Linked DNA regions of Homo sapiens: region 1 is linked to region 2. Evidence: chromatin loops called from intact Hi-C (ENCODE). Cell type or tissue: chondrocyte. All regions are shown on one strand. Each heading gives the region's core, and the rest is flanking DNA. Links, peaks and the distances in the headings are about the cores only.

What was found. Peaks named below come from ENCODE experiments on the same cell type or tissue, not always from the same donor. Only the 100,000 strongest peaks of a DNase experiment are listed, where the experiment ranks them.
Region 1: a loop joins it to region 2, with 6 times the contacts of the local background. A loop is called at or near these places in 44 of 110 quality-filtered maps.

The regions. Positions count from the first base shown.
Region 1 is chr21:22,785,190-22,802,247 of GRCh38, reverse strand. No RefSeq gene overlaps it. Among named protein-coding and RNA genes, the nearest start is that of MIR6130, 290 kb to the left of the region's middle. In chondrocyte, for the core only: CTCF peaks have their summits at 9,878 and 10,099 (motif pointing right); no DNase peak of the experiment used is centred there.
Region 2 is chr21:20,991,400-21,008,457 of GRCh38, reverse strand. It overlaps NCAM2 (neural cell adhesion molecule 2), which reads right to left and starts at 10,049. Exons shown (of 18, transcript NM_004540.5): 1 at 9,840-10,049. The coding sequence starts at 9,894. In chondrocyte, for the core only: CTCF peaks have their summits at 8,486 and 8,705 (motif pointing left); DNase peaks (open chromatin) are centred at 10,337 and 10,487.

The DNA of each region.
Region 1 (17,058 bases), core at 5,408-13,407, 1.8 Mb before region 2:
ACTAAGACATAACAGTATTCTATGTTTTCTTATAAAAGCTTTATTTTTTTACAGTTTACATTTAAAACTACTAAAGGTTCTTAATTGATTTTTATTTATAGTGTGATGCTATGAGTAAGAATCATTTTTGTCCAAATTCAATTAACCAAGCACCATCTATTGGAAGACTATCACATTTGGGAAAAAAAAAAAAAAAGCTGGCCATCTTTGTCATAAATCAGGTGACTACACATATATGGGTTTATTTCTAGACTTACTATTTTGTTGTATTGGTCTACTTGTATATTTCTATAGTTGTACCTCAAACAATCTTTATATGTCATTCTCACATTACCCATCCTCTCTATATAGATCTCTTTTACTGAATACAAATTATTTACTCTCTAATTCAACAGCGTGACCATAATAAGCCCACAAGTTGTGGTATTATACCTACTAAAAGACACTCAAAGAAAAATAATGTGAAATTATTTTTGAAAACTACATACAAAATTTCAGATTTCTGAGAATTTGCTAACTTAATAATATAGTTCTGATTTAATTCTCTGCCACTCAGACAACTTTTTGACATGTTTACATGATTACCTGTATTCATATTATTGTCTGCATACTTTTTGACTTTTGTAACTATTTCTACATGTCTATATCTCAGTCTACATACAAGTTGGGAGTTTTAATCCCCTTTGAAAATAAAGGGGAGAAAAAAATTGCAAAGATTAGAAAAGAAGAAATAAACTATCATTATTACCAAATGACATAATTGTGTATGTAGGAAAATCAGACTATAGTTGCACTATTATAATTAATAAATAAATCTAGAAAGGTAATTGGTTATAAAATCAATTTAAACATAATATTTTTCCATATATTAACAATAAAATATGAGAAATGTTATTTCCAAAATAATATGACTTGGATTAACATCAGCCTTTACATTATCAAATACTAACACAAAAAGGGAAAATATTAAGAAAAGATAAATTAGAACTTTATGCATTAAATTAAATACATTACTGAGAATAATTAAATAAATCTTTGCAAATATTAAATATACCTTGTTCCTGGATTGATTGAGCCAATACTGTAAAAACTATGTCTCCTACCCAGTTTTTCTATATTCAGTAGTGTCATTCAACATCTCAGTAAGTTCTGAGTATAAAATTCAACAAAGACATTATAATCTTTTCATAGCAGTGCAAAGGTTCTATAATAGAAAGGGAAGCTTACCTAAGGTGGAAAATAAAACTGGAGAATACAGAGTACTAAAGAGTATGCTATTTTCTAGAATAATTATAATGTTATCATATTAACAGTGTCTTAACACTAATACACTATCTAACAAAGATAGGCAAACAGAAAATAATTCATTCAAGGGTTAAATATAGGTCCAAACACAAACCCATAAATATATGACCACACAGTTTATGATAAAAGTGATACTTCAAGGTATCCCAGCACTTTGGGAGGCCAAGGCGGGCAAATCATGAGGTGAGGAGATGGAGACCATCCTGGCTGACACAGTGAAACCCCATCTCTACTAAAAACACAAAAAATTAGCCGGGCATGGTGGTGGACGCCTGTAGTCCCAGCTACTCAGGAGGCTGAGGCAGGAGAATGGCGTGAACCCTGAAGTGGAGCTTGCAGTGGGCTGAGATCACACCACTGCACTCCAGGCTGGGTGACAGAGTGAGACTCTGTCTCAAAAAAAAAAAAATATATATATATATATGTATATATAATTCTTTTCAACAAATAGTACTGGGTCAATTAGATATATACATGGAAAAATTAATCAGAACCCTACTGTACACCATACAAAAATGTCAATTTGTGGTGAATTACAGATCTTAATCTGAACATTAAATACTAAAATTATTGTCAAAAATGTCAAAAATAAGATAAAATAAAAATCCAAAATGTCAGGCAAATATCCACAAGTCATATAAGACAAAGGACTTGTATTAAAATTATATGTGTGTTTGTTCACACAAGTGTATATACACAAGAAATAAAATATAAATTAGAAAAAGAAAGTTCAACGGTAAAATTGCAAACTCTTTTAACAGTTACTTTAAAAAGTGTATAATAAGTAGCCTATAAAACATTGAAATCTGTTTACAATATACATCAGTGTTTATGCAAATTAAGGCCACCATAAATTACCATTATACATATATATATGGGAAGGGCTAAAATAGAATGAAATTCATGAGTTGGTAAGACTTTGAACAACTAGATCCCTCTTATATTGCTTTGGGAGACTTAAATTTTAAATTGTTAAATTACTTTGAAAAATTGTCTCTGTTTGCAAATAATGAACGACATATATCTTATGTCACAGCAATTCTATTGCTACTTTATATATATAAAACAGAATTGGAACTATCATTACCAAAAGACATCAGATACAGCAAGAACATTTATAATAATATAAATCCAAAAATAATAAATGTTTTATGTTATAATGTCAAATTAATTTTGATATATCCACACAATAGAATTCTGTACATTGATGAAAGAATACTAAATATTACCAAGCCAAATTAATTTTGATATATCTACACAATGGAATTCCATAAATTGATGAAAGAATACTAAAACACTTGTAAAGTCATGAATAAAAAAGAAGCCTAGCACAAATGTGTGAATATTATATTGATTTCACTTCTTCAGACAAAATAAGTTTATGATATTAGATACAAGGATAGTGGTTTCAATTTGAGGGTTCTGTGAGAATTCAAAAGCATGATTAAAATTTGAGGCAATAATGAATGAAAGATGACTTCTATTATAAAATATGCTATTTTTAAATAAAAATGAACGCGGTGGCTCACGCCTGTAATCCCAGCACTTTGGGAGGCCGAGGCGGGCGGATCACGAGGTCAGGAGATCGAGACCATCCCGGCTAAAACGGTGAAACCCCGTCTCTACTAAAAATACAAAAAATTAGCCGGGCGTAGTGGCGGGCGCCTGTAGTCCCAGCTACACGGGAGGCTGAGGCAGGAGAATGGCGTGAACCCGGGAGGCGGAGCTTGCAGTGAGCCGAGATCCCGCCACTGCACTCGAGCCTGGGCGACAGAGCGAGACTCCGTCTCAAAAAAATAAAAATAAAAATAAAAATGAAATGTTTTAAATGTAGTTAATTAATTTACATGAATAGGTTTTATCAAAAGAGCTCAAAATAAGGCAGCAACAGCAAACAGCTCCATGTGAGAAAATAGTCACAAAACTTTTAAAAGACACATATCCATGATACACAGAAAATAATCAAAAAGAAAAAAACAGGCCAATTGCCTCAAAAATGGGCAAAAGATTTGAATAGCTATTTTACAAAAGAGTATATACAAAATACCAATAAGCACACAAAGAGTTGCTCAAACATTTTAATCACTAGGACAGTGCAAATAAAATCATTCTGACATAATACCACATGTCCAGCAGAATGATTAAAATTAAAAGCTAAACCAAAATTTGACAAATGTGAGAATAAAGAGTTGTATAAAAGGTATTCATCATGAGTGCTCTGTAGCCTGTCTCAGTGGTATATTCACTTCGGAGAAGTTGTCAATATCTACTAAAACTTCACATGCAGGACCCCTCTGATGCTTAGTTGCATATATTATTTTACACTCTACAGAAACATGTATTTCTTTGTTATTAATGGTTAATGAGACTTGGAAGAATTTCCTGTACTTGACAATGTAGTGATAAATAACTACATAAAACACACACACACACACAAGACTAAAAATAAGTAAGTAAACAGAGTCTAAGGGACTTGTAAGGCAGTAGTGAAGAATCATGTTCAGAGTTTTCAGTTCAGCTTCATGAAAGGAGCAGGTAAAACTGCATCTAATCTGTTTTCTTAGAAGTTTCAATTTCTTTATTTTTTTTGAACCACCTGTATGTAAGTTGCTGTCTTCATAACACAACATCACTAACTAATTCATGAATTACAGAATGATGATAAGATTTTCATGTACTATTTTCACCTTGAGATATTTTCATTAATTAGGAATTTCATCAAGTATTTAGTTCATATTATATTTTCTAAATTATCTGAATAATGCCTTCATTTCTTTGGTTTTAATTTATCATTTATCAAAAGTCATGTGTTGCAATTAGTATTTCTTTTTATTTTAGTTTCAGGGGGTACACATGTGGGTTTGTTACATGGGTATATTGTGTAATCCTGGAGTTTAGGCTTCTTTTGAACCCATCACCCAAATACTGCACATAGTACTCAATAGGTAATTGTTCAATCCTTACACACTCTCATCCTCCCAACTGCTCTTTGGGAGACCCCAGTTTCTATTGTTTACATTTTTGTGTCCATGCCTATCCATTTTTTTTCGGCTCTCACTTATAACTGAGAACATGTGGTATTTGATTTTCTCTTTCTGTGTTAATGCACTTAGGATAATGGCCTCCATCTGCATCCATGTTGCTGCACAGGCCATTATTTCATTACTTTTTTTGGCTGCATAGTATTCCATGGTATATATGTACCACATTTTATCCAATCAGCCACTGATAGACACTTAGGTTTATTCCTAAGTGTGAATACTGCTGTGTTAAATATGAAAGTGCAGGTGTCTTTTTGCTAGAATGATTTCTTTTCCTTCAGGTAGATATCCTGTAATGGGATTCCTGGGTCAAATAATAGTTCTATTTTAAGTTATTTGAGGAATCTTCAAACTGTTTTCCACAGGTGCTGAACTAATTTACACTCCTACAAACAGTGTATAAGCATTCGCTTTTCTATGCAACCTCTCCAACATCTGTTATTTCTTGACTTTTTAATAGCCATTTTGACTGGTGTGAGATGGTGTCTCATGGTGCTTTTAATTTGCATTTCTCTGATGATTAGTGATGATGAGCATTTTTTTTCATGTTTGTTGGTCATTTGTATGTCTTCTTTTGAGAAGTATTTCTTTATGTCCTTTGCCTACTTTTTAATGGGGTTATTCGTTTTTGTGTTATTGATTTGTTTAAGTTTTATATATTGGATATTAGTCCTTTGTTGCGTGGATAGTTTGCACATATTTTATCCTATTCTGTTAGGAATTTTCTATTTTATGAAGTCTTCTAAGTCTCATCGGAGTCACATTTTAATAGAAAAATATTCTCCTGCCCAGGCCTGGTGGCTCATGCCTGTCATCCCAGCACTTTGGGAGGCCGAAGTGGGCAGATCACCTGAGGTCAGGAGTTCGAGACCAGCCTGCTCAACATGGAAAAATCCCATCTCTACTAAAAATACAAAAAAATTAGCCTGCGTGGTGGCACGCGCCTGTAATCCCAGCTATTCAAGAGGCTGAGGCAGAAGAATCACTTGAGCTCGGGAGGCAGAGGTTGCAGTGAGCCAAGATCGTGCCACTGCACTCCAGCCTGGGCGACAAGAGCAAAACTCTGTCAAAAAAAAAAAAGGAAGAAAGAAAGAGAAAAGAAAAGAAAGAAAGAAAAGAAAGAAAGAAAGAAAGAAAGAAAGAAAGAAAGAAAGAAAGAAAGAAAGAAAGAAAGAGAAAGAAAGAAAGAAAGAAAGAGTTCTATTTATACAAGAGGGTGACAGGAAGTGCAGGGAAGGAAAGGGCGAGGTCTCTGGCTAGGGCTTCACCCCTGCACCTGTGCCCATGAACCTATGTGAGAACAGGCATTTCTGTTTTCCTGCCCAAATGTTGCATTTCCCAAGACCACCCTGGCCCACCACTCCCTGCATCCTGTGCCTATAAAACCCCCAGACACTAATGAGAAGAGACACAAGCAGCTGGACGTCAAAGAAGATGGCAGAAGTTAGACCAGCAGAGGAAGACACAAGGAGCTGGTCATCGAGAGGAACACACCAGTGGGAAGAGACCCAAGCGGCTGGGTGTCAAGGGGCATGCACCAGTGTAAGAGCACAGGTATAGACGTGGCAGGCCAGCAGGCCATCCACCAGCGGAACGACGCGGGAGTTTGGGTAGGAGGGGAGTCAGGGCTGCTGAGCAACCCTGCTGCAGGGGAAAACCACCCTCCTACTCCATCTCCCTTCTGGTCTCCCCATTTGCTGAGAGCTACTTCCACTCAGAAAAACCTTGCACTCATTCTCAAAGCCCACGTGTGATCTGATTCTTCTGGTGCACCAAGGCAAGAAACTCCGGGATACAGAAAGCCCTCTGTCCTTGCGATAAGGCAGGGAGCCTAACTGAGCTGCCTAGCACAAGCTGCCTACAGAAGGCTAAAATGAAACAGCATATTGTAACACACGGCCACTGGGACTTCAGCTGTAAACGTTCCACCCCTAGACACTGCTGTGGGGTCAGAGCCCCACAACCTGCCCATCTGCATGCTCCCGCTAGGAGCTTGAGCAGCAGGGCACTGAAGAAGCAGCAAGCCACACTCCCATTGCATGCCCTGCGAAGGGAACAAGGGAACTTTTCCAGTTTCACTATTGCCCTAGGTTGTCTGTTTACTCTGTTGACTGTTTCTTTTCCTGTGCAGAAGCTCTTTAATTTTAATAAGTTTCATTTGTCATTTTTGTTTTTGCTGCATTTGCTTTTGAGATTTTAGTCATAAATTCTTTGCCTAAGCTGATGTCCACAAGTTTTCCCTAGGCTTCCTTCCAGAATTTTTATAGTTTAAGGTCTTATATTTAACTATTTTAATCCATCTTGAGTTAATTTTTGTATGTGATTAGAGATAGGAGTCCAGTTTTATTCTTTTACATGTGGCTGGCCAGTTTTTCCAGCACCATTTATTAGATACATTTTCCTATCCCCATTGTTTATTTTTGTCAACTTCGTCAAAGGTCAGCTGGTTGTTAGGTGTCTGATTTTATTTCTGGGTTCTCTATTCTGTTCCATGGATCTATGTGCCTGGTATTTTGGTACTGGTACCATGTTGTTTTGCTTTCTATAGCCTTGTAGTATAGTTTGAAGCCAGGCAATGTGATGCCTGTGACTTCATTATTTTTGCTGAGGAAGCAATTCGTATTTATTTATCTTGATTTCTTTTAGACCAGACCACACCCCAACCTCAACCCTACCACTCTGTTTCTTTGATTGTTTGATTTACATGGCATACACTCTTTTGACACATCCAAGTCTGTTTCACCATAGATCAGTCTATAATTTTAAACTGTTGTGATCATTTCCACACATAGCAAACTGATTTTTTTTTGGGGGGGGTGGGCAGCTGGTGAGAATACTAAAGTAATGTGTGAATTTACACATTAAATTCATTAAAGGGTGTATTGTACAATTGTTTCACTGTTGGCAACGATAAGTTTCCTCAGTTGAATAAGGTGGTAACTGTCATATTCCTGTATTGTAAAGTTACACTTACATCTTTTATTTATTTTTATTTATTTTCTTCCTTCCTTCCTTCCTTCTTTTTCTTTCTTTTTCTTTTTCTTTGTCTTTCTCTCTCTCTCTCTCTCTATCTATCTCTCTCTCGTCTCCTTCTCTTTCTCTTTTTGATGGAATCTCGCTCTTTCACCCAGGCTGTATAGTGCAGTGGCGTGATCTCGGCTCACTGCAACCTCTGCCTCCTGGGTTCAAGCAATTCTTCTTCCTCAGCCTCCCTAGTAGCTGGGATTACAGGCACTCACCACCACGCCCAGCTAATTTTTGTATTTTAGGAAAGATAGGGTTTCACCATATTAGCCTGGCTGGTCTCGAACTCCTGACCTCAAGTGATCTGCCCATCTCGCCCTCCCAAAGTGCTTGGATACAGGTATGAGCCACCACACATGGCCTACAGCCTTTTAAATTAATTAGTTTGGACAATGATGCTTTGTAATGACTATAGGTATTGTTCCTATTTTTTATGTCATTTTCTAAGTCTCATCAGAGGGACATTTTAAGAGGTAAAAAATCTTTTTATTTGATCACTGCAGCTGCTGAAGTGAAAGCCCGTTATCCTTCCCACCTGTCATCCATCAGCTTAATGTGATACACAGACACACCTTCAACTTCAACTTGTCCACACTGAATTCATTTTCTTTCTTCCTTTTACTCAAATATGCTCCTTTTCCTATATTTATCTCTTTAAAATCTTATTTCCCCATCATTTATGAAAGCAGGATTTTGGAAACGATCTTTCAAATTAAATTCAAACTTCCTATCTGCCCTCTGTGTCCCTCCATAATCTGGTCCCTGTTTCCTTTTCCTCATTAACTTCCTTTCTCCTGCCCATTTGCCTGCTCACTTAATGTGACCCTTCTCTCTTTACAGTACCTGAAGCCTGGAAAACCTTTTTTCTCTGATGCTTGCCTGCTTTCCCTTTGTCTAGATGCTTGTTCTCTGGATATTTCATGATTGTCTCTTTCCCCAAATCCAAGGCTTTCCATTTTTATTTTCTCCTCTTCTTATGTGTGACTCTGTGTTCCAAATAAAATTAATTTCAGGAGAACAAAGACTGTGCCAGTTTGATCCAACTTTTCATTGTAGCACCCCCACCTCCTAGCACACTGGATTACCCTTAGAATATGCTCTCTATGTGTTTGGTGAATTGATATATAAATGAATCAATGTGTCTTTGATGTCTCCTTTTCTTATGCTATCATTCTGGCACTGATAAAAAGCTGTACAGACAGTTCCTGACTTACAATGGTTTCACTTATAATTTTCTACTTTACGATGGTGTGAAAGTGAAAAGCCATACTTTGAATTTTGAATTTTGATTTTTTCCAAAGCTAGTGCTATGTGATACAGTCTCAGGATGCTGGGCAGATACAGCTCCTCATCAGTTATGCCATCATAAGGGTAAACTGATACTCTCCAGTGTACTGTCTACTATGTTGCCAGATGATTTTGGCCAATAATACACTAATATAAGTGTTGTGAGCATGTTTAAGGTAGGCGAGGCTGAGCTATTTTCAGTAGGTTAGGTGTATTGTATGCATTTTTGACTAAACAATATTTTCAACTTATGATGGGTTTATTGGAAAATAACCCCCATTGCAAGTCAAAAAGTTCTGTACTTGCTATAGAGAATGATTATGCTGGGTGCAGTGACTCATGCCTGTAATCCTGGTGCTTTGGGAGGCTAAGGCAGGAGGATTACTTGAGCCCAGAATGTCTAGGCTGCAGTGAGCCATGATGGCACCACCGCGCTCCACAATGAATTTTGTATTGCAGCTATTTTGTAGCAGAATATTGATTTTTGATAATGTAGTTTTTGTATAATTGTTTTAATCAAAAAACCTCATCATCTCGTGTCCACTATTAAAGGATTCATGTTTAATGATTATAAACTGAATGCAGATCATTCCTAATTGATAAAATATAATCTAATTATTTAAACTAATTATTTATTTAAATGATTAGGTCATTCATTTGATACTAGAAAGGATAGTCACTCTACATGTATGGCTCAAACATCTTGAAGATATTCTACAATCACAAAATTATGTCCATTATTATATAATACAAACACAATGAACATGCACACACAAACACACACACACACATACACACACACAGAACCACCCATAGAAGAGAAGTGAAAAAGATCAATAATTTATCAGATAACATAACATAGATATAAAGAGATTCCTTGAAAATATTTTTCTATTTGTTTCTTTTTGTTCTCCTCTTCAGCTTAATGATCTCAAAAAATACTTTCTTTTAAAAGATTAATTGCATTTTTAATATTCAATTTGATTATCCATTATGATTAATGTAGTTAATTTTGAGTTTCCATCATGTGGGTTACATCATGGAAAACATATTAAATTTATTACTTTACTCAAATAGTAGGTAGTCTAAATGAAGTATTCATAAATTGAAAGATCTTTAAATTAGTCACCATATTCTTCACAAGAAAATATTCATTTTCATCTTCACTGCTTTTATGGAAGTTATTATGTTGAAATTTTATTTTCTGAACAGCCATCTATGCTTTGTTATTAAGGGTTTTAATCTTTTAAGGTGAAGGTAATAAAGTATAACGTGGTTAAGAGTAATTTCATGAAAATGAAATAATTTTGATAATTATTTAACTGGTTTAACTGTAAAATATTCAGCCATCAGCCTCCCTTGATCAGCAGGATCTAAGAATACTTGGAGGAGAAAATATTGCCCTTGAGCCACACCATGAACCACTAGGTGGCAGTATACCCTTTCTTATTTAATAAAAATAGTCACCGTTTCCATTTATTCTTTTAAATATTTAGTGGTAAAGAATGATAGTACTTTATTTGCAAAGACAAGTTTAGTACTGTTTTATGTTTGTATTGTTATTTCATTTTTTTGATTTCGGATTTTTCCAATTTTCCATTTTATAAATATAAGAAGCTACAATAATTTCTATTGTTGAGGGTTCTGTTGTCCAGAATACATATCAATAGTGTTTCTTAATTTATAAAGAGAAATTTAAGTATTTTTTATCATCATATATTAAAATATTATTTGTTACAGTCTATATTTTGAATACATAACTTTTATTTTATAGGAAAAATCTCTCCATCCACACACAAAAAATTATGGATATAATTGTTTTGTTGTAAATACTATTATTAATGAGAAGCTATTCTCATTCAATACTTCAGAACTCTCAGGAAAGCCAAGAGGTCAATTAAAAATAATGTGTTCTTTCAAAGGTTATGCCACTGAGTAATTAATTCCTTTTTTCCTCTGTTCCCCGCCCCCCCCAAATAGTCCATTGTAACCCTGTAAGAGCAGATTAACTGCATGTGGTTTTCAATGTTTTCAATGCTTGTGGTAATATTAGCATAAATTTTATATAGGCAGCTGCTTGAAAATGTTACCACTTGTAATTGGTATAGGTTGGTGTAAAAGTAATTGCGGTTTCCACCATATAAACTAATGGCCCAAAGTACAATTAATTTTGCAGCAACATAATAGATGTATCCATCAAATAAGATGATTACTAATTGCTACAAATAAATAGAGAATTGGACCTTCTCATATGCTATCGCTAGGGATCAAAGTTGGCATAAAGGCTATTTTAAAATACTTTGTAAAACAGATAATCATTGACATGGAGACCATAGTTCTAGAAATGTGTTTGAAAATGTATTTATGAAAATGTGCAACAATTAAGCTACAAAGATGTTTATTACAATATTATTCATAATAGTCAAGAATTTGATACTGTCTACACAATAGTATCCAATTTTAGAAATCATTAATGACAACTCATATAATAGGAAACTAAATAAATATATGTTTCTATATTCAGGTGGACATTTACAGAACATTAATTCACATGGCAAAAAACAAATGTTACATTCTTTAGTAAAATGGTAGGTAAAAAATAATATTGGAATCCAGGTCATGTATGTAAGAAAAAACTGATAAGCTATGTGCCTTATTCTGCATATATTTCTACAATTATATTTGTATATATATCATAATCCATGTACTAAGGCAAAATAATCTATATTTCTGCAGCACTGGAGTAGAGAATAGATCCATATTCAAATTCTATATTTAATTTATGTTAAATGCATAAACTTTTACAAGAAATTAATAATATATACAAACTGTACTTTAATGAAAATATTGACAAATACATATTATTCATTATTATGTGAAATGAAAAATATAGGTTTCATGTGTTTCTTTTCATTTCTTAATATAACAAATTTAAACATATAAACAATGAAAATAACAAATACTAGTAGTAGAACACTTCACAAAGCCTTTTCAAGTGAATTAAATTATGTAAACTTATGAGGTATAATTTATATAATAACTGTGATAACTAATCTGGACTCCATGGGCTAGTGAGTAAAAATGGGCTACCCTGGGGCGTGTGTAAAGAAATTCTCCTCCAGATTTTTTAATATAATAAAGTATTTAACAATAATCATACTTGAATGAAAATAGGAGTGCTGAAAGTTCTACAAAAAATCAAATGTATATACATATTAATGTAATTATATATAAAGAAAAATGCATTTCTTTATATTTTCAGTAAGGTCAATGCTGATTTTCATTTTTAATTATTCATAAAATATTAGATTTTAGTCAATATATCATAGAGCAAATCAGAAATCTAAAATACATCAAATTAATCAAATTCCATTAAACTATTAAGTATAGAAATTGTTACTTAGATGTTTATTACTGGGTTATAACTATCATTTCGTATTTTATTTTTTGTTTTTCTTCTATTTCAATCGTTTTTGGGGTATTTTGGTTACATGGATAAGTTCTTTAGTAGTGTTCTCTGAGATTTTGGTGACCTGTCACCAGAGCAGTTTGCATTGTACCCCATATGTAGTCTAATTCCTCATCCCGTTTCCACCCTTCCCCACAAGTCCCCAAAGCCTAGTATATCATTCTTATCCCTTTGCATACTCATAGCTTAGCTCCCACTTATAAGGGAGAACATAAAATATTTTGTTTTCCATTCCTGAGTTACTTCATTTAGAATAACGGCCTCTAACTCCAACCAACTTGCTGCAAAGGCCATTATTTGATTCTGTTTTATGACTGAGTACTATTCTACGGTGTATATATACCACATTCTCTTTATCCACTCATTGGTTGATGGGCATTTAGGTTGTTTCCATATTTTTGCAAGTGCGATTGTGCTGTTATAAGCATGTGTGTACATGTGTCTTTTTCATATAATGACTTCTTTTTCTTTGGTTAGTACCGAGTAGTGGGATTGCTGGATTGAATGGTAGTTCCACGTTTAGTTCTATAAGGAATCTCCACATTGTTTTCCATTATAACTGTCTTCCTCTTAATCATATCACTAAGGAGTTCTTATTGAGCTCCTCTTGACTATAAAGCAAAATTCTAATTATGATTGATTTATTTATTGTATTTGCAATGTAAGTTTTTCTAATTATTTTCAATTTTCTATAGCCTCCCTAGAAGTCACGAACAGAAAGCTATAGCTCAGAGGAGGTGCACAAAAATCTTGAACTTTTGCAGATACAGGAGGAGAGAAAAGCAGGAAGGAACAAAGAAAATAATAATTTCCATTAATACTTATATTAGAATGAATTTTACTTATTATATAAAATTGTATATTAGTTAATCTATATATTATATATGTATATTCACTTATTTCTTCATAATACAAATCATATTTAATAAGATACAGAGGCAGATAATGAAAAAATATATATGTATACATTACGCTTAGATATTAATTAGAGAAAAACCAACACCTTACCAACAATGAGTCTTCTGATTCCTAAACATAGCATATCTCTTCATTTCTCCTGTGTTTTTAGTTTGTCTCATCAGTGATTTATTACATGTTTATATTTTAGCTGATTTAATTTGTTAAATTTTTTCTTAAATATTTCATATTTTCTGTTGCTATTATAAATGATATGTACTTTTAAATTTTGATTTTTAACCCTTGCTCCTGAAGTACAGAAACATAATAGATTTGGGTTATTGACTTTGTACTTTACACAGTACTAAACTCACTTATCGGTATTTTTGAAAATTTATTGAATTTTTTCATGTAAATGTTCCTGTGTCTGCACATGAATACAACTTTGTCTCTTTCTTTTCATTCCGTTTTTGTTTTACTTATTTTTTTTTTTTTTTTTTTTTTTTTTTTGCTTCATTGTGCTGACTGGGACTTTCAGTGTAATGTTGAATAGAAGGGATATCCTTATTGTCTCCCTAACCTTGGGGAAAAGTGGTCTGTCACCCATGGTTAATTATAATTTCTATTAATATAGGTCTGCTGGTGATATATTTACTCATGTTTATTTGTTTGAAAATTTTTTAATGTCTATACTTTAAAAATATTTTTTGCCTGGGTGCAGAGTTATAGGTTGACAGTGGGATTGTTTTGGCTATAGTAACAATGTCATCACATTCTCACATTCTCTTTTAACCTGTATCATTTCGGATTAGTAGCATATTTTTATTCACATATTTGTTTCTCTGTGCCTAATGTTTTTTATATCTGTCTATTTTAAGATTTCTCTTTTATTACAGGCTTTCAGCTATTTGATTTTACGTACTTTGGTGTAGTACTTTATATGTTTATCTTGCCTTGGGTTAATTGAGACTTTAGGGTCTGTGAGTATAGAATTTTGGTAAAATTTATAATATTTTAGTAATTTCTCTGGTACTCAAGTAACATATAGGATTGAGTGCTTGATATTTTTCCAGCATGTTAAGGAGAGTCTGCTTAGGCTTTCAGTCTTTCTTTCTTCCTCTCTCTCTGTCTTCGTTTTGGATATTTTCTGCTTTTATATCTTCTACTTAATAAATCTTATATTCAATAGTGCCTAAAGTTCTCTTAAAATTTAGATGTCATTTTACCGTTAAAAGTTCAGTTTGGTTCTTTTTATATCCTTAATTTCTTTCTCATTATATTTATAATTTTGTATATTGAGCAGATATGCATGAGTATATATGGCAAAAATATACTGGCTTTTTAAATATACTAGTCTACTGATTTGTTAGTTCTGTTTCTGTTTCTATTGAGTGACTATCCTCCTGGTTATTTTTTTTCTACTTGTTTATTTGTTGCGGGTATCAGATATTGTTAATTATACAGTGTTGAGTGTTGGATTTTGTTTTACTCATTTAAATAGTGTTAAAATTTTTTCTGAAAGTTATATTCTTGAAGATCAGTTTGAATCCTTAAATGTATATTGGTAAGTGCTCTTAGGACAGGTTCAGAATAGACTTTACTCTTGGGTTAATTAACCACACTTCTTAGGTATGGCCAGTTAGAGATCTCTGATGAACACACTGTGTATTTAAAATGGTCTTTCATTACTGACCGTCTTCGTGTGAACTCTTGGAATTTTTTTTAACTTGTAGCTCCCTGAGAACTAATTGTTCTTCTCCTAAAAGATGCCCTGTCTAGGCCTCATAGTATTTCACCAATGCATTCTCAAATAGGTGGGCAGCTGAAAAACCCAAGGGGATTCTTATTCATATTTCCAGATTCCTTCTCTTGGAGTCACCTCATCTAAGAAACTCTATTCCACAAATTATTAGTACCTTAGTCTTTTCATCTGCTGATCCTTGTTTCATCAATTCATTGAGAATGTTGAGCCCTTTTTGGCTTTCTCCCTTCCTGAACTACAGAACATCTGATCCCTACACCTTAAAGCCTAGGAGCCCCACCTGATTTGTTTTCCTTCTCCTGGATCACAGTTCTGTGCTGCCTGTTCTACAATGTCAAAAATGGATGCTTTCTATATTTTGTCTATTTTTGTAGTTGTTTGTGTTGCTTGGGTAATTTAAGGCCATGTTACTCTTTCAATCATAATATCAGTGTCAAGAAGCAATGCCACATGAATTTTTTATTTTTTTCACCTTCTGGAATTTGAGTAAAAAAAAATCCCTGGCAACTAAGGTTAAAGGATGAGTTAGTGAGTTCAAAGTTAAGAGACTGCGTATTTCTTAGTAGAGGTTTACAGTTTTTCCTTCCCTGGGGCCACATGTTTACATTTCAAATAGTAATGAACTTAAAGATTTCCCCCTCTGATCCATAGTAAGGATTTATTTTAGGAAGATAAGGTCTTTTTCCTTTTTCTGAGGACAAAATGGGAGTTGTACAGCCTGCCCTACATAAAATGTGAGATTTGTAATTTCAGAGTTTCCTGTGATGCAAACCCCCATATAGGATATGTATGTGACATCTGAATCTCATTATGTTATTGAGATATTGGGGCATGAGGACTGTCATTAAGATATTATGCAAGTAAATAATCTTTCTTTGATCCAGAAATCTTATGTTTACTGTCAAAATAGTTATTTTAATAAATACAATATTAAAAACATCAAACAAATGTCACAACATTTTATTTTAGGATGCCATTATCCTTATGCTTAAACCATAGTTTTCATCAAGGTAATATGGTTAGTCATGTATAAAGGAGAAATTGCAGTTAAAGGTAAGATATTGTAGCAAATATTTCAGAATGTATTTCCAGGGAGTAGTCTATCGTTCTAGTTTATTGTTAAAGGAATTACTAGATTACTTTCTTACTTTAAGATTTGATATGGCTTTTAAAATAAAATTTTGTAAACCTCATAGCCTTATTTAATTTTCAAATACATACTGTAGTCATGGACTGCATATAAACAGAACAGTCATTAGCAAATGTAAAAATTTGATGCTTTTAATTTACATTTTAAAATAGACTTTATTATTGCTTGAATCACCTCTGTGATATTTGTGAAAGAATATTTGATTTTTTTATAAAGCAGTATTTTAAAATTAGGCCTTGTTGTCCCAGGAAAGATACTTCTGAATATTACAAGTAGCTATGACTTATGTATATGTACACATCATAGTTTTAGAACAGTGATACTTCTAAGAAATATTTTTCAAAATAAGTGCTCTAGAGCTGACATTGGATTGTTTTAGGAGGGTAATTAATGATTTTGCTAAAAGCTGCTTTTTGTAAGGCAAATGCCCAGTGTTGCTTTTTCACCCAGAGACTTGGGTATTTTTAAACTGCCCTTGTTAATTAGAAGTCTTTGTGTACACACATACACAAAGATGAGTTTTGTTCCTTAATATTTTCAAATACACAAGTATTTTGAATTAGAATTTTAAGAGAAAATACTTCCCAATACAATCTTTGTTTAAAAATAAAAGAACCAAGAGGTATAAGTACTGTTTAAAGCCCAGTCATTTGGAAGGTAAAATCATTTGTATATTTTTGCCTTATTAAGACATTTGTATTCTGGAATTTAGTTTAAAACTCAAATAATCGATGAAGTAGATACCAAGTTAAAACCACAGCACTGGCTGGGGGCAGTGGCTCATGCCTGTAATCCCAGAACTTTGAGATTCCCAGGCGGGTTGGTCCTTTGAGGTCAGGAGTTCAAGACCAGTCTGGCCAACATGGTGAACCCTCATCTCTACCAAAGTACAAAAATTAGCTGGGCATGGTGGCGGGTGCCTGTAATCCCAACTACTCGGAAGCTGAGGCAGGAGAATCGCCTGAGCCCAGGAAGTGGAGGTTGCAGTGAGCCGGGATCGTGCCACTGCACTCCAGCCTGGGCGACGGAGCAAGACTCCGTCTCAAAAACAAACAAACAAACACAAAAATAAAATAAAACCACAGCCCCACCTATCCTGTATCACAGGCAAGTACTAAATTGT
Region 2 (17,058 bases), core at 5,303-13,302:
GGCTTCATTAGATAAATTAAAATGGACTATAAGTGTTTTGTCAATTAATATGTCCCACAACATATCGTATATACATTCAAAAATATTACCATAGTATAATTCTTACCCTTTGATGATTCACAAGTTTTACCTGGTGTAAAGATTAGTGTGTAATCTATAGAATAAGTAGCATGAAGCCAGTTTTTCTATGCTAAATAGTATGATAAAGAGCGAACAAGATTAAAAATGTGCTTAATTTCAGCTTGTATCAGAAAGTTATAAGTGATTTATCTAAGTAAGTAATTTTTTTAATCAAAAGCACGTAAATGTCATTGATCAAAGTATATGGGACATACCTCACTGTATATATTAATCTTCACATAATCTGTTCTTGGCATTTCTCTCATGCATGATACTTACAAAGTTACTGCTAGAACATAGAAACTCAACTGCTCTCTTCAGGCAGTGATTAGTAGAGAATGATAATCAGAGAAAAATTAAGTGAGAGAATGGATATAAAAATAATCAGAAAGCCTAGTATTAGAAACGTCAGAGGCGTCTGAATCACAGCAACTCCATCTTGAATAGCATCTGGGTAAAATAAGGCCAAGACCTACGGGACTGCATTCCCAGATGATTAGGCATTCTAAGTCACAGGATGAGATAGGAGGTTGGCACGAGATACAGGTCATAAAGACCTTGCTGATAAAACAGGCTGCAGTAGAGAACCCGGCCAAAACCTACCAAAACCAAGATGGCCACAAGAGTGACCTCTGGTCATCCTCACAGCTCATAGTACCTTAGTTACAACGCATTCACATGCTAAAAGACACTCCCACCAGCACCATAATAGTTTACAGATGTCATGGAAACTTGTGGAAGTTACCTTATATCATCTAAAAAGGAGAGGCACCTTCAGTTTCAGGAATTGCCCACCCCTTTCCCAGAAAATTCATGAATGATCCACCACTCGTTTAGCATATAATGAAGAACAAAAAATGGGCAACCAGCAGACCTCAGGGTTGCTCTGCCTATGAAGTAGCCATTCTTTTATTCCTTTACTTTCCTAATAAAGTTGCTTTCACTTTACTCTATGGACTTGCCCTGAATTCTTTCTTGTGCAAGATCCAAGAATCCTCTCTCAGGTTCTGGACTGGGACCCCTTTCTGGTAACAGAGGTACCAAAAAAAAGCGCTGGGAATGAACAAGTTACAATAATAGAAAAAATGTCCCCAAGTCCTCTCATTAATATTGAGAACAAACTACAAGTGAGCTTATTTTCTTACATTGGGACCTATTCATATTATACTATAGGTTTTAGTCAGTACATTGGCTGATTTTACAAGTAAAGACATGCATTTCTGATATCACACCATATTTGCATCCCTGAAAATCTCTGGGGTCTGAAAACTTGTGCAGTAAAAAATATCATACTTTATGGGAAAAGACAGGATTAGGAGGCAGAACATTCAAAACCTGCAGAAATCTGTAAACAAGCACCAGCAAAAACCATAAAAGTCTTAATTACAATACTAGCATAGTTAAATCTCTGCTGGTATTTGCACCTAGCTTTTGCACCCTCTATCAGGATGCAAGACCTGAAGGGCATTCACTTTAAAATGCAAACTATGATCCACAGTGTAGCCTTTAAAAAATAAAAACAACAAAGTAAACAAAAAACAAACATCATTTTTCAGCAGGCAGAATGACTTCCCAGCTTCTTCAGCTGCACTTTCAACTTCACGAGATGCCTATTACAGCAGAAATCAAGATGTTCTTAAAGCCACTAAGTACATGAATACTTGTACTAAAGGAAGGGCCTTAAGTTGATTTTTTCATATTTTTCTTAATGTCTTCATAGCTTGCTAAGGCTTTCTCTGTAATTGTGAGGAAGCCTGGCTCTTACTTAAGAAATTAATGAGTGGAGAAAATCATGTATGGATCGACACATGTTTTTCATTTTCTTTTTTGAGATGGGGTCTCACTCTGTCACCCAGGCTGGAGTGCAGTGATGCTATCTCTGCTTGGTGCAGCCTCTGCCTCCCAGACTCAAGTGATTTTCTAACCTCAGCCTTCCAAGTAGCTGGGACTAGTGAGGTATGCACCACCACGCCCAGCTAATTTTTGTATTTTTGGTAAAGACGGAGATTTGCCATGTTGCCCAGGCTGGTTTCAAACTTCTGATCTCAAGCAACCTGCCGGCCTTGGCCTCCCAAAGTCCTGGGATTACAGATGTGAGCCACCACTCCCAACCCATGGATCAACACAATTTCTGCATTATAACACATCATCCCCTGGTTTATCAATGGTGTAACAAGATAAGATGCATCCAAGAAACAAACACTGTAGCAAAAAAGACCGAATCATATCTTAAATGTATTTAATGCTCTTTGATATAAATGTGAGCGTCAGCCTAAAGAAGGAACTTAAAATCTCTGGGCAAATCAGGCACTCTTAATCTCAGGAATGTCATCTATAAAATACGATATAATCAGGATTCAATGAGATAATGAGTAAAAATGCTCAACACAGCTCTCTGGCATAGAAGAGGTGCTCAAAAATATTAGTTCTTTTTTTCCTCCCTTGGACACTAATAGAAAAATGTTAAAATTTTATATATTCAATACCAAAAATCTTTTTTCATGTCAGTTTTTAGGGTTTTTTTTTTGGGGGGGGCGTTCTCCTGGATTTTATTTTGTTTTGGTGTGCCAGTGTTAAAAAGAAAAAGAAACTATAAATAAAGCAGAGAAGCTGACTTAAATGAAGAATATATAATGAAAACAAATTTTACCTACATACTTCTGAGATTTTACCCAAAATTCCAGAAGTATACTACACAACATTTAAAGTATAAATGGGGATGGAAGAACAAGATAAAGACAGATGACAAATAAAAGTGAAGAAATTATTCTGAAGAATTGGCCAATAAAAAGATCAACAGTTTCCATTTTCAAATTTATTGACATTTTTATCTAGATGTGCCATGAATACAGCAACTTGATATATAATTTTAAAAATAACAAGTTAAAAATTACTGAAAATGGGTGCACTTTTTCATTTATTTTTCCTATTTCTATTAAGATATAACCTTTTTTTTCTGTTAAATAAACGTAAAACTTCATGCGGCACGTTCCTACCAATTTCTCAATTTGTATTTGTTACTAAGATCCTATTAAGTCTTCCATAGACACATGTGCCACGTCCACTTCTTTTGCTTTCCTTCTGGTCCATCCTACACATGGCCATGGCCAGCAGACTTAAAAACAAACCAAAATTTAACCATGTTACTCTCCTGCCCAAACAATGGCTCCAAAAGATTTACACTAGAGTCAAACCAGCTTGGCCTCCAGGTCACTCTATCTTCCACTTCCACCACTATTTCCAGAACTGAGTGCAGAGGCTCACCTTTCCAAACTGCTTAGTGAATCCTTGGATTCATTAAACTGGATTATTTCTATTCTCTCAACGCGCCCCTCCCTTCTTACAATTTGTTCACTCATTTTTTTTCTCCTTGTATTAATAATCTTCTCCATTTACTCTCACTATATTGAAGCCCTTTCTGTTTCACTGAATGGCAAGGTGATGTCCTGGTAAGAGGCTAGGCTTTGGACATGTCCCATATGCAAACCCTCATTTCCAAGCAGTACAATCTTAGTTATTTAAACTCCCTGTATCTCATGGCCCTCATGGATAAAGGAACGATAATCGTAATAATAACAAGCTAATAGAGGATTATGATAAGAGAGCCTGTCAGTTAGTAAACACAATCAATTTTAGCTCATTCTAGGCACTAAACCGCTAAGGACTCAGACTACTTAGTGTTTAATTAATTATATGACATATTTTGTCATTTTATAATATTTTGTTGAACAAGTTATATATCTCCCTCATGCTTATTTGGCTTTTTAAATTTATATTATTTGTTTTTGTAATTATCAACATTGAATTTTCCACACACATGCAAATTTTTAAACAAATGAATCAACAATATATCAAAAATAGGTATGCAACTGGAAGTTGGAAAATCTACTCCCAGTTCCAGATAACTACAAAAATAAGTGATATAGGCAAATCGGATCATTCTTCTGTACCTCAATTTCTTCATCCATAAAACAAAGCTAATTGTCTCTTGACTCATTGGTAATCATAAGTTATAAGGTGACTGAAAGCACTTCGCACAAGTGGTCGGTACTGTTAGAAGGTGCTGATAATATTCTCATTTTAAGGCCTCAAAAAGTGCTTGTTATTTGATTATCTGACAAAATGGCACAGAATTTAAATATATTTTACTTTGAGCTGAAGATATATTAGATTCATTTAAATAAAATCTATGAACAAGTTTGGTGTTAGGAGAACTGAAGAGTTTGGAGACTGGAGCTCTAGTAACTAACCTTTTTACTTTTCTGTTTGATCTTTAGTAAGTCATTTATCTTCATTATGTGCCCATCCTAAGCCTCTTGGTGTTTAACACCAGCCTGATGTTGGTCCATAGAAAGGATTCATGATACAAAAAAAAGCGCATCATTCCTCAAAACCTTTTACTGCCATCTGCTGGCAAATTGTAAAAATAAATATGTGTTGCATCACTAGGACAATAAGTGACGCCCCCTGGAGTTGTTCTTCACACAATCTACGCAACCATTCCTAGTAATGCTGTCTAATGAGGTGTCTGGGACAGGGCAGGTATTCTGTAAATGTTAGATAAATGAATAAATGATGAATGAGTCGCCCTTATCAATAACTTAAGTAATCTCTGTCCCCTTGATATTTTTTTCTAATCACAGAGCAGCTTATGATGATTTTTTAAAACTAAATAAATGTTTATAAGCCACAAATTAATCTGTATACACATTATTAAAAAATATAAACAAAGCCTAGCATAGTAGGGTTGACATTTGGTAAGGTGCCTGCCTACACATATTTATTGTTACAATTGCTCCTCATGGCCGAGCATCAAGGTCAACTGGCCAGATTTTATAATATCAAATTTTCAAATAAGCAAATAGTGGTTCTAAGAGCATAAGTTGCTTCTTCAAGGTTAAGAGACTCTTAGTAGCCTAGGTCTTCTGACTCCAAATCCAATGAATTTTCTTCATCCCTGTGAGTTGTAATAAATCAAATGGAGCCAAGAAAGATTTGATCAATGGACCTGAAATTCTTCAAACTATAATGTTTTGATTGCCATGCTTATAAATATTCTCAAAATTCCCCATTATCTTTCTTAATGATTTAAATTCAAACATCTTGATTTAAATTCAAGATGTTTCATTACTTCACAGCTTTCTAAAATGTCTGGTAATGTTTGATGGATCCTTAGTGGCACAAGTGAACATAGAAAACTAGGAAATATGTTGATATCTATTTGTGATTAGTACTCTTATTATAACTGTAAATTGTTAAAAGTTATTAAAATATTTAAAAGAGCACCAGAGAGAAGCACTTTTATTTGTTGAACAATTAGAGATAGCTTGGCTCTATAAAGTGCAGGAATTTTACATTTAATAAAAGCATAAAAGCACTGGTTGCATCTTAAAGTGTTCTCATATCATGTAATTTGGAAAATTAAAACAAATTTATAATCTTTTAAATAGGCCTATCCTCAGTTTAATTGGGATTGTATAAAGGGAACAATAAATTTAAAATTTAGGACAACAAAATTTGAAAAACAATGATAGTCCCTTCAGAAGTATATTCAAATTATTAAATTAATTTTGCACATATCAACACTCAAGGGATTAATTTCATTTTGGGGGGAAATAGGGCAATTTAGAATCACTCTATAGTTATTGAGCACTTTTCTTCATGCTCTCAAAAATTCATTGCTGTGAGAGATGACCCTGAAAAGAGATAAGTTACAATGATTTCCCAAATGTTAAAAGACAGAGAATGCAGGAGGACCAGTTCCAGAGTCTTCAGATTGTCGATCCTGTTACTATTTGCACTGCTTCCACACGAGGACAGGCAAAAACAAATTACACTGTTCAGCTTGGTTACTAGCCTCAATCTCTGTAGCTCATTTCTCAGTTTCATTGCAAACTAGTCCTATTTTTGAAAGAAGGCCATTCTATTTACAAAATCATATGAAGTCTAACTTTTGGTACTGAATGAGGTTCTTTTGTTCCATTAATTGCTTCTCTAGTAGGACAGTACCTCGGGGAGAAAATTAGCTCCCTGTGTCATTGAAAAGACTCATCTGACACTCTCGGGACCCACCAACTTCCCTTCTTGCTCTATGGGCTCCGATTCTGCATTAAAAGTGAGAAAATACTCTGCCTAACTCCTTTGATATGAAGTAGTGAGGGAAATCCTCTGGGTTACTCTGACAATAAAGATATTAATTTACATTAGCCTTTACATTACATCTTCCCCAAGTGCAAAAGAAGACCCAGTCGATTTAATAGAAACTTTGCACAGAGAGGCTGATATCAAAGAATTAGAGCACAGCAGATAGAAAAAGCATACGAGAGAGGCTGGAGCCATGTAACAGCCCCGACAGAAGATGAGTTTGTGGAGCTCTCTCCTGTAATCTTCAAACTAGTAGACACTCACACACCTGTGCTCTATTTTTAGAAGGTACATTGCTGTAATGTACAATGACTTACTAGCACTTCACCAAAGAGAATAACTGTAAGCAGATGACTGCTTTAACTGATCAACTGGGCAATTCACCCCTCCTTTCCTCACGATTTTGGCTTAGGTAAGTGTTCTAAGTGGTACGTTTGAACTGCATTGCAAGAGAGATGAATAGCATTATTCTTACTTTAGGTTTTAGTATAACAGTGCTTCTATCTTACATATGTGAACATCCAGGAAAAATGCTTATTAATCATACTTGTTTAATTTTTAAAGGAAGAAGGAAGTGGTTTCAAAAATGTAAAAACTCTCACGAAAGCAATCCATACATACAACAGTTTGGAAATTTGAATATACAAAGATCCAAACAGCAAATGCAGTTAATCAGAAACTGAAGTTATCACTTGAGATTTATGATTACAAAGCCTGTGACCAAGTTTTGAACACAAAGGAAAAATAATTGCAAAAGTTACAGAATTACAGCATTTTCTTTCATTGACAATTAAATTCAGACTTCACAATAACATTCTAACCTTACTTCATTATACATTAATCTTGCAGTGGAAATTAGAGGCTTTTAAAGGAGTATTTCTGCTACAATAAAAAAAAGCGTCTTACTACTGTACAACAATAAGGTTGTATTGAGAGTTACAAGTAAACTATTAGGCCTTGTTAGCTAATTATAGTATTGGCATTCACTTAAGTTAGTCAGTTTCTCACTTAATGTCATTTTCTCCTATTCAACTGCTTCAGTTCAAAACGTTTTGACTCCTAAAAAGGGAATACATCATTGTTGCCTTTCCTCAGTCTAACTGCACACCACTTTCCAAAGCAATAGCTTCAATCATGCTTCATAAAATCCCCTGCAAGTATACTGTTGGACACATAAATCAGCAAGCTGAGATTTTAGTATTTCTAAGGCAAGACCAGGGATCACTGACTGGTGGCTTTTCCATGGCCCTCTTTACAAGAGAATAAACAAAATCATGAGTTACACTAGGTCTGTTTTTTTAAACAGCTCCCGGTGGTGTGTCTGATACTTGCTGCTGCATCCTTAATTAGAGAACAAAACACTAGCATAGAGGAATTGGACTCCAGGATGAGGATATCTATATCCAAGCATCTCTGACTTCATCAGGACACATGGCATAGAAGTACTATATGTTCCCTTTCACAAAAGCTACGTCTCTCTGATATATATCTGTGTCTCTATGAGTGCCACACATTGTGAAATTGTACTAGATAGAGAGATCTTTACAATGATGGTCTCCTTCTACCCTGTTTCATTACAGTGAATATGGGCTCCCCTTCAGAGATGCTTGTCTCAGAGTGCCTCTTCATAACCACCTCGTATCCTGACTTACAAATTAGCTGAATCACAATTTCACATCTATGTTACATGTACACATCCAAATTTTATGTCTCTGTGTACTATTTAAACCTATATATCTAAACATTTCTAATTTCCTATGTCTCCAAATTCCAACACACTTAGCCTCTACAATGATAAATTCAGATTCCACAACTGAGACATTTTTCTTCTCCAAACCACTCACAATGTAATCCTAAGTCTGCATAAACTTGTTTCCTATTATGCTCCCATTCTGCCCCACACTACCTACACTTATTTAATTGCAGTTGTATTTTAACTGCAATTTTCAGGGATTGTTTCTTGGTGCTCAAAAATACCTGTCTATGCTATAAATGAACAGTTAAACACAATCAGCAGCTATCTGAAAATTAAAGAAGCATATCTGTAGGACATATGTGCATGCTGATCTTTGCTTAAGAACCACTGAATTAACGAATTGGGCTAGTATTAGCTTCAGATGGACATATCTGCAATTTTGCTAAGACTGAAATATTTCATACTCTATGTTAGGAAGGGAAAATGAGCAGAATCTTATCAAGACACTTTACAAACTATAGGAATATCCAACATTTGCATACTGATTTCTGAACATTAAATCTGCATCCAATCGTGTTTCATCCGCCACTAACACTATAGCTGTGGGGAGGAGAAGGGCAGAAAAAGGAAGGCTTCACATCCAAAATGTCAAGCCCTGCTGAAGAATGATAGAAGGACTCTGTGGAAGAGCAGAAACCAACTTCTGGGCTTAAAATGGAGTTCTACCACCCCCTGCTGGACCAAACGAGCAATACAGAAGAGGCTAAAAATGCTTAGAACTGAATATCTTGGGGATATTTTAACTTGTCTTGTAATTTATTATATTATTTTAAAAAACCAATTTCACACTACACTAACAACATAACATTCTTTGCAATCATTACATATCTCAAAATTAGTGCTATTTTATTTTTCCTTTAAAGACTTTCACCAATGCATGTTTTAGCATTTTGTGTCCCTAATTAAACGTCCAAACTTGTCTGGACAGTTGAAAATGCTTCCATTTATTGTAAATATATTTCATGTGAGTGTTTACTATCTAAACAGCCAGATAAATTCATATCTATCTCTCTAGAGACAAACAGTGATAGCTTCCACAAATTCCCTCTCAGGTTATTCTACCAGGCTATTCATTTTTTTTTTTTAAGAGATAAAAGCTTCCACCAGTTCTCCCACAACCCCAAAAATCCTCTACAGGTGTAATTACAATGTAATGTTATAAAATGATTCCACCTTTCTGTATTAATAAGGGGTTGGGGTCAAAATGAATGACTGCAACACATCCCTAGTTTTATCCATTTGCTTTCTTACACACAATATCCACGGCCCCTCTCTTAGTTTCCAACAGAAATAAGCCATCATCATTCACTTCATAGTCAGGAATTAGGGTTTTGGGAAAGGGGTGGAAAAAAAAAAGAGTCTCCAAGAATCGAACGTCTTGCACACAGCAGATATTTTGCAAATGAGTTTAACACTGATAGTTTTTGCTGCTTCTGTAAAACACCATCGTGCCCTTTCCTTCCGCAACCTCAGATATTTCACTGTTAACACACTCATCCAATTTCTGATAATAAAAATAAGAGAAAGCCATAATCCCAGAGGAAAAAAAAAGAAGAAGAAGAAGCGGTTTCCCTGGATATCCTGCTCACCGATTCCCCTCTCCAATTCTGTATTTTCCCTTCTCTTATTTAAGGGTCTCCACACAACAGATACAATTTTAGGGACAGCTAGGAGAAAGAACGAAAATAATAATAACAACAACAGCAATAACTGTAACTTTAGTTCTTTCATTTCATTCTTCCTGCGCCTCCCTCTTTGCCTCTCTTGGCCGGGTGGAAGGGGGAGGGAAAGTAAATGCAATAAAGCGCCACACTCCTACCTTGCCCGCTACTGACAAGCAACCCCAGCAGGTAGAAGGAGAGGAGGAGGCTCATGTTCAGGACGTGACACCGGTGGACAGTTTCAAAGTTATTAAGTCCAGCCCTGGAGAGAGAACCTTTCGCTGCCCCGGCCGCCTCTGCTAGAGCCGCCGCCGCCGCTCCCGCGGTGCCCCAGCCGCCCGCAGCCCGCGCGCTCCTCCTCGCAAAGTGACTGCAAGCTCCGCTCTTGCCGCACTATATCCAGGCAGCGGCGGCGGCAGCGGCGGCAGAAGCAGCAGCAGCAGCGGCCGCCGCGGCGGCAGCAGAGCCGGGCGGGGAGGGCGGCGGGGGCGGGGGCGCGGCGAGGGGAGGTGCGGCCGAGGCGTATCCCTCCGCGCTGCACGGCGGCCGCTCTTCCGCGAGGCGCGCGGTCCCGGGATTCGTCCGCAGTGGAGCTCGAAGTCACGGGTTCGGTCCCCGGTGCCTCCGCCTAGAGGGGCGGCCGCGATCGCGAAGGCGCCACTCGCCCGCCGGCCATCCGCAGGTTCATGCACGCCCTGAGCCGAGAAGGGCGTGGGGATGGGGGCAGCCTGGAGCTCCTTCACAGCCGCCGGCTGCCTCAGGACAGCTGAGCTGATGCTGAGCTGAGCTGAGCTGAGCTGATGCTCATGCAGATGCTGATGCTGATGCTGATGCTGATACTGATACTGCAGGCGACCGCCCCGAGCGCGCCCCGGCTCAACGTGAATGGGGGATCTGGAGGCGGGCGGTGTGCCCCGCAGCTTATTCCTTTTGGGCGTGGGAGGAGGGAGATTCTTGTCTCTCCGTGGACCTCCTTCTCCCTCTCTCGCTCAAACCTGGAGCAGGCTGGCCCCTTGCGCGGCTGTCCCCTTCCCACGCTCCCCACCCCGCCGCGACAGAGGGGAAGCAATTGTACCCTAAAGTCTACACTGTCTGTCTCCTCAGGCGCTAAAGGGTGGGCGGAAAAATAACGTACAGAGTGTTTCCTCTACATCTCGACCCATTGCTGTTGGGAGCGGCACCTTACGGGAGAGACACTGGAGAGGGGACGAGCCGCGGGAGGGGCTGCGTTCAACTCAGCCTTAGCCTCAGCTGTGTCCTTAGAGGCCTGAAGTCTCTCCTGGCCTCACTCCGCGGGCTCTGCCCTCGGTCCCAGTGCGCTGCACTGGCCAGATCCCCGCCAGGAGTGCACCGAGGGAGGACTGCAAATGTGCAAAGATGAGTTGGGTCGCGGGGGGGAGACCTTCCCCAGATCAGTGCCCTACCCCGAACACCCACGTACCCGCGTGTGCGAGTGTAAATTGAAGTGAGGGAGCCGTGGCAAACGCCCGGAACTAACTCTCTGCTCCTTAAGATTGGGGCTTATCGTTATTTCTCCTAGAAGGGTAGGAAAACGTTTGTGAGATTAACGTCACCTCTCCTGCAAGAGCGGTTAAGAGGCAGAATCACCGGCCCGGGTGCGGAGCCCATGTCAATCTGGCCTGGGGTTACCGCGACCTGCAAACGCTGACGATGGGTCCTTTCATCTGCACTTTCTCTCTGGCTCCTTAGAAAACTCAACTGCCTCGCCCCGGCCTCCACAAGGACCCTAGCTCCTTCCTTATCAGTGAGGACATAGAAATAGCGGGGGTTGGAGAGGGGGGAGGTAGAAATGTAGAGCTCAGAATCCAGCCCCAGCCTGGGGATTTCACGCTGAAAAGGGCAGTGCATTGCCTTCAGGGAGGGCAGGGGGCAAGAGTAGACACAGGCTAACATGCATAGGGGAGATACCGTCTGCGATTTGTCCTCCCCAGGCAGAGCGCTTTATACAGATGATTCGTCCACTTGGCATCCTGGGATGGGGTTATCAGGAAGAGAGGAGGGGAAAGGCGGCCCTCAACTCACCATCGCTGAACTGCCTTAAGCAATGGCCCTCTCAGCACCTCACAGCTAGAGAACCTCTTATTTCCTCTTGATCTTATAGCAGACAATATATTTAGAAAGTTATTTTGCCACGGTACCCTTCTCACACCCTTTACTGGTTCTGGAATGCACTAACCACACTTAAGTAAACTCATGGTCAGCTCTTTGCAGGAAAGGGTGGAAGTAGCACATTTATAGATGTGAAAGACCGTGACTCATTTATTTACTCCAATTCTTCATTTCTCTTGGGCATTGATAAATGCTACACAGTAGGCCTTCTGCGTCCACAGTTCTACATCCTCAGATTCTACCAACCATGGATGAAAAATAACTTTAAAAAAAATGAAACAATGATACAATCAAAATAACGTAAATAAAAAAATACAGCAAAGTGACTATTTACAAAGCATTTGCATTATATAATGTATTACACCTAATCCAGAGATGATGTAATATGCAGGAGGTTATATGCAAATTTATGCTATTTTATATAAGGGACTTGAGCATCCAAGGATCTGTGAGAGTATTGAAACTAGTCCCCCCTGTGGATACCAAAGAATGACTTCAGCACACACACACACACACACACACACACACACACACACACACAAAATCACAGAAGACAGTTAAAAGTATACTCTGTGTGTCAAATAGCATCTTCACACAGCCTGCAATTTTTCAACCTGACACTGGGAGTGGCCAAGTGCCTATCACACACACATACATGCACATCTGTTAATCAGGTGGAAATATTGACAACTGAATTCTCCTCTGTGTTATTAGAAGTCAAATTACTTTCAGGCTGGGCGTGGCTCATACCTGTAATCCCAGCACTTTGGGAGGCTGAGGTGGGCGGATCACAAGGTCAGGAGTTCAAGACCAGCCTGGCCAATATGGTGAAACCCCGTCTCTACTAATAATACAAAAATTAGCCAGGGGTGGTGGCACACCTCTAGTCCCAGCTACTCAGGAGACTGAGGCAGAAGAATCGCTTGAACCCAGGAGGTGGAGGCTGCAGTGAGCTGAAATTGTGCCACTGCACTTCAGCTTGAGTGACAGAGCAAGACTCTGTCTCAAAAAAAAAAAAAAAAAAGTCAAATTACTTTTTTCTTAGGCAATGGGTTAAACCATGCCAGAGGAAAATTTGACTGGTATCCTGTAAGGTAATTTAGACATTAAATGTTCTTAGAGTGAGGTTAGGGAGATGGTAGCAATAGTCTATCAGACACAAATGAAATTTCTGATTAGAAGTTTGTATCATAAGACTATACTGTGTCCAAACTTCTGTGTGTGTGAGAGAGAGACAGAGAGAGAGAGAGAGAGAGACAGAGGGAAGATAAGAGAGAGAGAGAGAGCATCTCTGTGTATGGAAAAGATAAATGGACAAACCCTTGGTACTCAGGAATATACAAAGAAAGGTGATACAGCTATGGATCCTGCCCCTCAATTCGTTAATAGCCACTTGTTGAAGATATCAGGCATAAGCACACAATTCAATCATCTACATCAGGTTTTTAAAAAATGCCATAAGAAGAGTGAAAATGCCCTGCTATTGTGACATAAGAGGAGGGGATCATTTCTGAATAGAGGATTAAGAAAGGATTCATGAAGCTTTGAAGAAAGCGGAGAAATTAGATAGGTAGGGACGTGGGCAGGGCAGAGAAAAACTTAAGTAAAGCCTGGGGGCGTGAAACCACACAGCATGTGTGGAAAGCAGAGAGAAGTCTAATTTGAAAAAAGTACAGAGTGAAAAATACAAGGTGGGAGAGAGTTATGCTAACAAACCTGATATTCACAGCCTCTCACAATGTAAGTCGTGGCATGCATAGTCAGAAAAAGTTAGGATGACTCTCTCCATCCCGGGGGCTACACGTCTGACGGTGAATCATAGGCCCACATGAGGATTACAGTTTCAATGTGTCTATCAAAAAGCATGTGTTGGAAACTGAAATCCCAGTTCAACAATGTTGGGAGTGCGGCCTCATGGGAGGTATTTAGGTCTAGAGGGCTACACCCTCATGAATGGATTCATGCCGATTATAAAAGGGCGTATGGTTGTGAGTTCCATCTCTCACTCTCTTGAACATACTCTGTCGTTTATGTGATTCATTCCACTATGTAATGAGGCAGCTAAGAAGGCCTTCACCAGCCTGGGCTTCCCAGGCTCCAGAACTGTGAGCCGAATACACTTGTATTGTTTATAAATTACCCAGTCTGTAGTGTTCTGTTATAGCAGCACAAAATGAACTAAGACAATTCTGAGGCTTTCAAGGGTTCTCCCCATCTTTAGCCTAAATTTATATTGCCATAAGGACTCAATAGCAGAATGTCATATACTCAAAAAAACTTGCCTCAACTGCTTCTTAGCCAAAAGTAGAAGTGCCTCTCCAGGGCTCTATCAGACGCACATTTATTTCTCATTGCAGTGACAAAGTAATATGCAGCCTGACATTTGCCTTAGCCAGTTCTTCTTCTTAATAGATTGACCATATGAGGACACCATGTAGAAAAATTGCCTCTTCTCACTATTCCCCTCCACTGTTGGAAAGGAGTGCTTTCTATTATGTAGACATTGAATACTTTTATTGAATGTACCAAATCTATGAACATGAGTAAGCCATGTGCAGTGTAGGATATAAAAGGTATAGAAACGCATCCTCCCTCCTCTATGTAGCTCATAATTTACAAGTAAGACAATTTATCCACTTCTTCATCTCTCCGAGGAAATGTGTCAGAGGCATAGTTGGGGTGATAGTTATTTCATTTATAAAAATAAGAGCCAGTTGAACAAAACTCAGGAATCTATGAAAAGCTGAGTAGTAGGAAATACCAACAGGACTGGATGCATGGTTAACTGAAAGCAGATAAATTTGATTTAAAAGAATCAATAAAATGAACATAAAGGAGTAGCAGAGAGACAGAAAATGGTAAGGCGCATTGTATGTGGAAATTATCTTCTCAGAGAGATTCTGTTTCTTACTTTTGCAATCTGCTCCTGCAAAAATCATGCAGGTATATCATGTACACATAGAGCCTAGGCATGAATGATGAGCTGTGGATATTAAACATTATTTTTATTTGTGTACTTCTGATGTTATGTTTGTTTAATCTCTCTGTTGATGGAATTCATGTGTGTTAATATCATACTATTAAGAAATAGGACATTCCGTGTGATCATTTATATTTTTAAGATAGCACAAGCCATTATAACTATTCATTTACTTGTCTAGAAAATTGCCTGTTTTGACTTTTCTTATTTAGGCTATCTTATATAGACAGATAGCCTAAAACTTCTATAAATAGATGATCCTGCTACTGCCTTCCCCTCTCCATTAATGCCACTTTTTTCTAATGATCGTGTCTTTGAAAATAATTTTAAACTTCTTGACACAACATTTTAGACCCTTTACCAGGCATGTAACTGCAGCTACTTTAACGATAGCTTTTAGATTTTAACACCTTGCTTTTAATATGTTTTACTTTCTTAGCTGTTCTATTTGAAATTAAGAAATGGAGGAGACAGATTTATGGTACTGAGGCACCCTCATTGTCACAGATTCTTACTTTTTAATTTCTTCCAAGATACATGGGGTCATTTTCTTTCATGGCTACTTCATGGTCCCTCTGGGCAAATAACTGCTCACTTCGCTCAGAAATTATGCAATAACTGCCTATAATTTGCCACTTCCCAGAATAATATTTTCTTAACTCTAAGGGGATATTACACTTTTCTTCACCAAGACATCCCTGGGAAACACAATGATGGACAGAGCAGAAAACTTAACAAGCCTAGAACATGTTGACAAAACAGTGATTGATACAATTTCAAGAATATATTCAGGACAAAGTAAGATAGGAAAAAGGAATCAAGCAATGGATAGCAATGAACCTATGTGATATGACAAGGATCATGATGCGATATTTAGGTTGCCCAATTATTGATCACAGCACTCAGGAATCACATTTTTGTCCATAGGTAACATTGACCAAGGTGGCGTCTGCACAAATCCTTCCATGTGGAGGGGAGTTATCACATACCAGGTAACAATAAATCCTTCATCCCTGGCAACTGATCCAATACAAGTATAGATTTGATAGGACACAATATTAATCATTGCATTTTGGCAGGGCAATAAAATTAGGCATTTCATTCAAAAATCTCTTATTGCACAGGATCATTTGGTTCTTTCCTTAATGGAGATGTGCTTGCATTAATTTTCAACTTAGATAAGAAGTTCTATTAGTAATAGGCAAGCTAGTAGTAGCAATAAGATTCTTTCCTATATAACCACAAACCGTTAATATTCTACCTAATAATCCACCAAGGCACATTGTTTGGATACACTTTTTAAATTTTAATGTTATGGGAAAAACTCTTATACTTTATGTCTACGTGAAATAATCTTAACTCGTTTTTAAGAAAACAACACATTTCCCCACCAACATTCTTAATGATTGGTCCTCATATTTAAATAATTATGTACCCAACACCTGCTACTGGGTTTCACAACCTTTCTAAAGTTAAGAAACTCAACACCTATGAAAGAAGTTGACTTTAAAAGAAATAGCTGAGCTATGTAAAAAAAAAAAAAATAGAAAAATAAAACTAAAGAGCTGTGCTTGTTTATTTATAAATTAATGTTTAATCTTCTCAAATTCTGGCATGCTAGTTATAAAAAAAAATTAGGAATGCCCATGCCCTATCAACCAGAGGCTATCTCTTGAACATTTTGGCATATTTTCTTCTAGTCTTTCATATAAGTGTACATTTTCTTAACATAATGAGAAAATGCTATTTGGCATCTTTGTATTTTGTTTTGTAAAGGGAATAAATTTTATATTTTTATTAATTTTTTTTGAGGCGGAGTTTTGCTCTTGTTGTCCAGGCTGGAGTGCAACGGTGCGCAATCTGAGCTCATTGCAACTTCCGCCTCCTGAGTTCAAGCGATTCTCCTGCCTTAGCTTCCCGAGTAACTAGGATTACAGGCATGAGCCACCACGCCCAACTAATTTTGTAATTTTTAGTAAAGATGGGGTTTCTCCATGTTAGGCTGGTCTCTAACTCCTGACCTCAGGTGATCCTCCCGCCTCGGCCTCCCAAAGTGCTGGGATTACAGGCATGAACCATCGCGCCTTGCCTCTTTATTTTCACAAACATAAATTTAATGAATTAATTTGTTGACATGGACTGAACCTAATATTCTTAACAATTTTCTTAGACTAAGACGTTACGATTTTATCCGTAATTTTAATTATTATGATGAATAACACCACAGTGTGAATATCTCTATCCATAGAGCTTTGAGGTTATTATAG